2 separate regions of the Homo sapiens genome follow, and region 2 is linked to region 1. A link is an interaction called in ENCODE POLR2A ChIA-PET data of the cell type or tissue named here. Cell type or tissue: OCI-LY7. All regions are shown on one strand. Region 1 overlaps PCBP2 (poly(rC) binding protein 2). Region 2 overlaps SP7 (Sp7 transcription factor).

Region 1 (2,500 bases):
CAGATCAAAATTGCGAACCCAGTGGAAGGATCTACTGATAGGCAGGTTACCATCACTGGATCTGCTGCCAGCATTAGCCTGGCTCAATATCTAATCAATGTCAGGTAAGATTGCTCTACCTTTTGTCTTATTTATGCCAACACAGTAATGTGTGTGTTGGGGAGAGCTGCAGTGTATTAAATATGGGATTACATGGGCGATGGGTAAAGATGGCCAAAAGGTTTTTTTTTTTTTTTGCTAGCTCTACTTTCTTAGAGTGTAGCAGAAAAAGTAAACTGCAGTAAGTTTTCAAGGGGTTGGTGGGGGGGGGAGCACAGATTGCCCGCATTTAACTTGATGGTTTGGTAAGAGGGAAGAGTGGTCCTTGTCTTCAGTAAGAGTCCTCTGGCTAGAGCACTCACAAAATCAAATGTGGGTCTCTCTTGTTCTACATAGCATATAGACTACTATTTCTTTCACTGATTTGATTTGGAGTCCAAAGCACCCTTAATTGTAATAAGGACATTGGAGTAATAGGACAGCAAGGCAGTTTCTGGGAGGCAGCAATTACCATTTATTCTGGAAACACCCATTTTTCTCACACTGCATGTGTGTTTTATTCAGAGCTTGTGGGAATGTGGGAAGCACAGGTATTGGAATGTTTCGGAAGTGTGAAGTGTGTTTTCTATCTCACTCCTCCCCCAATCTCATCCCTTAATGACTTCCTGAGGGTTTTATTTCCCTTATCCATAGCTAGGTAGTGTTACTACTCTCAATTTTAGGACACTGTTCACAGTCAAATGGGATCCTACAGTCATTTATATTACTTGCTTTCTCAACTCATGGGCTGAAGTCACACCCTTAATTGCTTACTAATATTTCAAAGCATTGTTAGCCTTGAGGCCCTTAGGTCTCTTTTAATAGGGAATGTTGTCTAGTTATCATTTACCTTTCTTATAAGTGTTTAATCTCTTTGTCATAAAAGTTTTACATGAGTTCCTGAATCTAGTACAGGGGAAAGGAATTCCTAAGTATGTGGTCTGTATTGTGCTTGTACTGACCATGTATATATGCTATGGTTATTTAGTGCTAGCTAAGAACATACCATTTCCCCAGTAGCAGTCTGACTTTTGCCTTAAGACTTCATATCTTGAGGTGCTACTACTCTTTGTGTAGAAAAGCTTTCCCTTTCCTAGATTTGTTTTCTTGTCCACCCACCAAGCACACTAGGTCCTTAATGTTGAGAATGAAATGGTAGTAGTAAACTTTTGCACCAAGGTTGTTTGCAAAGAGGTCTTTTTCTTTTTTAGAGATAGGGTTTCATGTTGGTCAGGCTCGTCTCCAACTCCTGACCTCAAGTGATATGCCTCCCAAAGTGCTGGGATTACAAGAATTGTTTTTCTTTCTTTTTTTTTTTTTTGAGACGGAGTCTTGCTCTGTCACCAGGCTGGAGTGCAGTGGCTCCATCTCGGCTCACTGCAACCTCTGCCTCCTGGGCTCAAGTGATTCTCCTGCCTCAGCCTCCCAAGTAGCTGGGACTTACAGGCACGTGCCACCACGTCCAGCTAATTTTTGTATTTTTAGTATAGACGGGGTTTCACCATGTTGGCAAGGATGGCCTCGATCTTTTGACCTTGTCATCCACCTGCCTCGGCCTCCCAAAGTGCTGGGATTACAGGCGTGAGCCACTATGCCCAGCTTGTTTTTCTTATTTGTAATTAGGATTTTGGAGGGCAAGAAGTTTTCAGTTTTCAGTGGCAAGAATCAGGTTTTTGAAAGCTGGAATTTGTTTTGTTCTTTCGATAGGCTTGCCCTTCATGTAATTTAAATTGTGACTGTTTAAATGTGACCTGCTTGCCTAGCTCCTGCAATAGGTCAGTGGCTACATTGTAAGGAAGCAGAATTCTCTTGGTAGAGTGGCTCTTTTCAGGATCATTGTTACTGAATAGCAATTCGGTATCTTAGCCATGGATTAGGGTCAAAACTTTTCAAAGCTTCATCTAACACCAAAGCAAAGATTATGCATGCACAAAGCTTATTCTTTCTCAACTTGGTGCAGTTTAAATGCAGAAGTCAAAGGGTTTTTTTTTTTTTCCTTTCTCATTTTTTTTAAGTCAAGAAGGATTTTACTGGATTCTGAGCATTTTCTCCTGTCTCTTGATTTTTCATGGTGGCAGTCTGTCCTTTTATATAGTTAGTTGACTTCTGTATCCCTTTCCTTTATGGATTGCAGCTGTCCTTGGACATAGGTAAATAAAATGAGGTTTTAAGAGGAGCCTTTCTGCTCTTGAAGACTTAGCGTTGTGGGCTCAATTGTCCAGGCACACTTCCCAAATATATGTAGTTCTGGCTTAGACACATACAGGCATTTGGGAGACATGTACCCTTACTGTTCTGTGGAGCTTATTTTGGGAGTGGAAGCAGCAGCATTTTCGCTTAAGTATGAATTTTTAGGTGATACTTGAGTTTCTCTTTTCCACTTCTGAAAGGTCCACATTAGAAGTATGATCAGTCAGAAACA
Region 2 (2,500 bases), 150 kb before region 1:
CAGGAGGCGGAGCTCAGCTTGCTCAGCTCGTCTCCGGCTGTGCGGTTCCTTTACAGGCCACCGACACGACGGGCCGTGGCGCGACCCCTGCTCTAACCTTTTCCCATAGCCCCATTTAATTTCCTATGTGAGTTCACCGTCACCTGGGAAGTCACAGAAAGCTTGAAGAACATAAGGTATACACTGGGGATGGTTTGGGGAACCTGGCTGGGAAAGCCTCCCTGAGAAGGGGAAGTGGGCAGGTTTGAGGGAGAGGAAGTCGGTGACTGACAGATTAGTGGAGAGCACTGAGGACCCACGATAGTTTCCGTTTGTACCTTAGTCGTAACACCATCCAAACCCAGATACCCCTAGGAAAAATCACTCCGGCCTGCAACTTGCATCCTTCGATGAAACCTCGATTTTCACCATCAGGTTATAATGATCGGTTAGGTGCCTGCTTCTTACCCTGTAAGGTGAACTGGAGAGAAGGAACAGTGCTGTTCCGCCCGCTGCCCCCGCCCTGGCCTGGCACAAGTACTGTCCCCTCCTCCATACTGCTTATTTAACGTTTGTGGAACGCTTTTCACCATTTGCGGGTTCTAGAAAGGCCCAAGTCCAGGCCCGGCGCGCTCACCCAGTAACTTCACCAGGGGGCGCGGCTGGCCAGGCAACGCAGCGACCGTGACCCACGCCCTATGGGCTCCGAGCGCTTAGCGGGCGGTCTCCGCCGGCCCCTCCCTACGACCTGGGCGGGAACCGAGAGAGCGCGCAGGCCGCTTCTAAAAGGGGCCCCCTACTTTGGGAGTCGTCACCGGAGCCTGGGTGCCCGGAGCTCCGCCCGCTACCCCTTCCCGGGCCCGCTGGAGCCCGGCGTCCCGACCCGGGGCCGGTAACCAGGCGCACATGGCCCGCCCGGCCCTGTTTGTCCTGGCAGCGCGCCGCCGCTATTTGAAGCGGTTTTTATCTCCCAGAAACCAGCAAAACCCCAAGCGGAGTCTAGGGAAGATGAAAGGGGCCGAAGGGTTGGGGAGGGGAGGACCGCGAGGCTGCGGCGGGCGGGAGCTGGCACCGGACAGGCGGAGACCGGGAGGCGAGAGGGCCAGACTCTGGGGGGTCCGGAGGAGCCCGCCCGGCGGGGTTGAGGCGGGATCCCGGGGTTCCACTCCAGGCCGCCGCCTCGCTCAGACCAGCTCCAAGGCGCCCCCCGCCTTTCCTCTGCCCCAGCCCCCTCTCCCGGGTCTCTTCCGTCACAGCCCCCAGCCCACTAAAGAAGTCTTCGGAACTCGGATTTCTTCAAAGCGCCTTTGAAGTCGCGCGCCCAGCCGGAGGGCAGGAGATTTCGCACCTGGGCGGGGGCGGGAGTGGCGTCAGGGTGGGGAGGGGGCTCGTAACCCGAGCCCCCCCAGGATCGCCGGCCCCCTCCCACCCGTAGCAGCCCCTCTTGCGACCCGTGCGGTGGACAGTCCGACGCGGGGCGCAGCTGGGAGTCGGGCCCAGGCCGGGGGGAGCGGCCTGTGAGCCCCCTCAGCCCAGCGGGGTAACCTTGGGGGGCGGGGGCCGCACAAAGCCCTATTGTGGCTCGGGGATGCTGCCACAGAGTGGTTTTTGTTCTTCGGCTAACTCCGTGGCGGGCACGACTGATTGCAGACCCAGGGCAGGGGGCGGGTTACGTGCCAGGCCCAGTCTGCCCGCCGGGAGCCGCACCACCGCCCGACTGGGGCCGCGCAGGAGTCCGCACTGCAACCGCGGTGCCCGCGCTCGGGTCGCGTCACTGCCCTGACCAGGGTCAGTTGGTGCAGTCCAGAAAGGGCCAGGGTAGAAACCAGTGAGTCTTCCCAACTCTGCAGAAAGCACTGCACGCCCAAAAACTGAACACCGCTGGAGGATTTGACCGAGAAACAATTTTGTTTTGTGTTTTGTTTTGAGACGGAGTCTCGCTCTGCAGCCCACGCTGGAGTGCAGTGGCGCGATCTCAGCTCACTGCAACCTCCACCTCCCAGGTTCCACGATTCTTCTGCCTCAGCCTCCCAAGCAGCTGGGATTACAGGCACCTGCCATCACGCCCGGCTGATTTTTGTATTTTTTAGTACAGACAGGGTTTCATCATGTTAGCGAGGATGGTCTCGAACTCCTGACCTCAGGTGATCCGCCCTTCTGGGCTTCCCGAAGTGCTGGGATTACATGTGTGAGCCACCACGCCCGGCCGATAAACTATTTTACCGCGAGCATAGGTGAGCAAACGTGCACAATAGAATATTCGCCCATGAGTAGTCCCCAATTTGCTAAGGAAAAAAAACCATTGGCCCTCGCTTCACCCTTCCTCTTCTCCTTTTCTCACCAGGACAAAATTTCAAATCCAACTTTTATTTATTAAATTAAAAAAAAAAGACTCCACAAAGGGCATGATCCCTTCCATTCCACAATGTTCTCTCCCCAAGCTCCAGCGGCTTTAACCCTTTAACTTGGGGCCTTGAGACAGCAGGGGACAGAAAAGGAGGATCCAACGTTACAGGAAAGG

What was found. Peaks named below come from ENCODE experiments on the same cell type or tissue, not always from the same donor. Only the 100,000 strongest peaks of a DNase experiment are listed, where the experiment ranks them.
Region 2: POLR2A ChIA-PET joins it to region 1 with 9 read pairs; 15 of 35 experiments call an interaction of 5 or more read pairs at or near these places.

Annotation. Positions count from the first base shown.
Region 1 is chr12:53,471,704-53,474,203 of GRCh38, forward strand. It overlaps PCBP2 (poly(rC) binding protein 2), which reads left to right. Exons shown (of 15, transcript NM_031989.5): 14 at 1-104. Among named protein-coding and RNA genes, the nearest start is that of PCBP2-OT1, 8.5 kb to the left of the region's middle. In OCI-LY7, no CTCF peak of the experiment used is centred here; no DNase peak of the experiment used is centred here.
Region 2 is chr12:53,324,245-53,326,744 of GRCh38, forward strand. SP7 (Sp7 transcription factor) reads right to left here. Exons shown (of 3, transcript NM_001173467.3): 3 at 2,331-2,500. Among named protein-coding and RNA genes, the nearest start is that of AAAS, 3.9 kb to the left of the region's middle. RefSeq lists an enhancer at 1-278 and a silencer at 592-1,091. In OCI-LY7, CTCF peaks have their summits at 612 (motif pointing right) and 813; DNase peaks (open chromatin) are centred at 17, 267, 677, 1,277 and 2 weaker places; H3K4me3 peaks cover 2,241 bases; H3K27ac peaks cover 1,652 bases.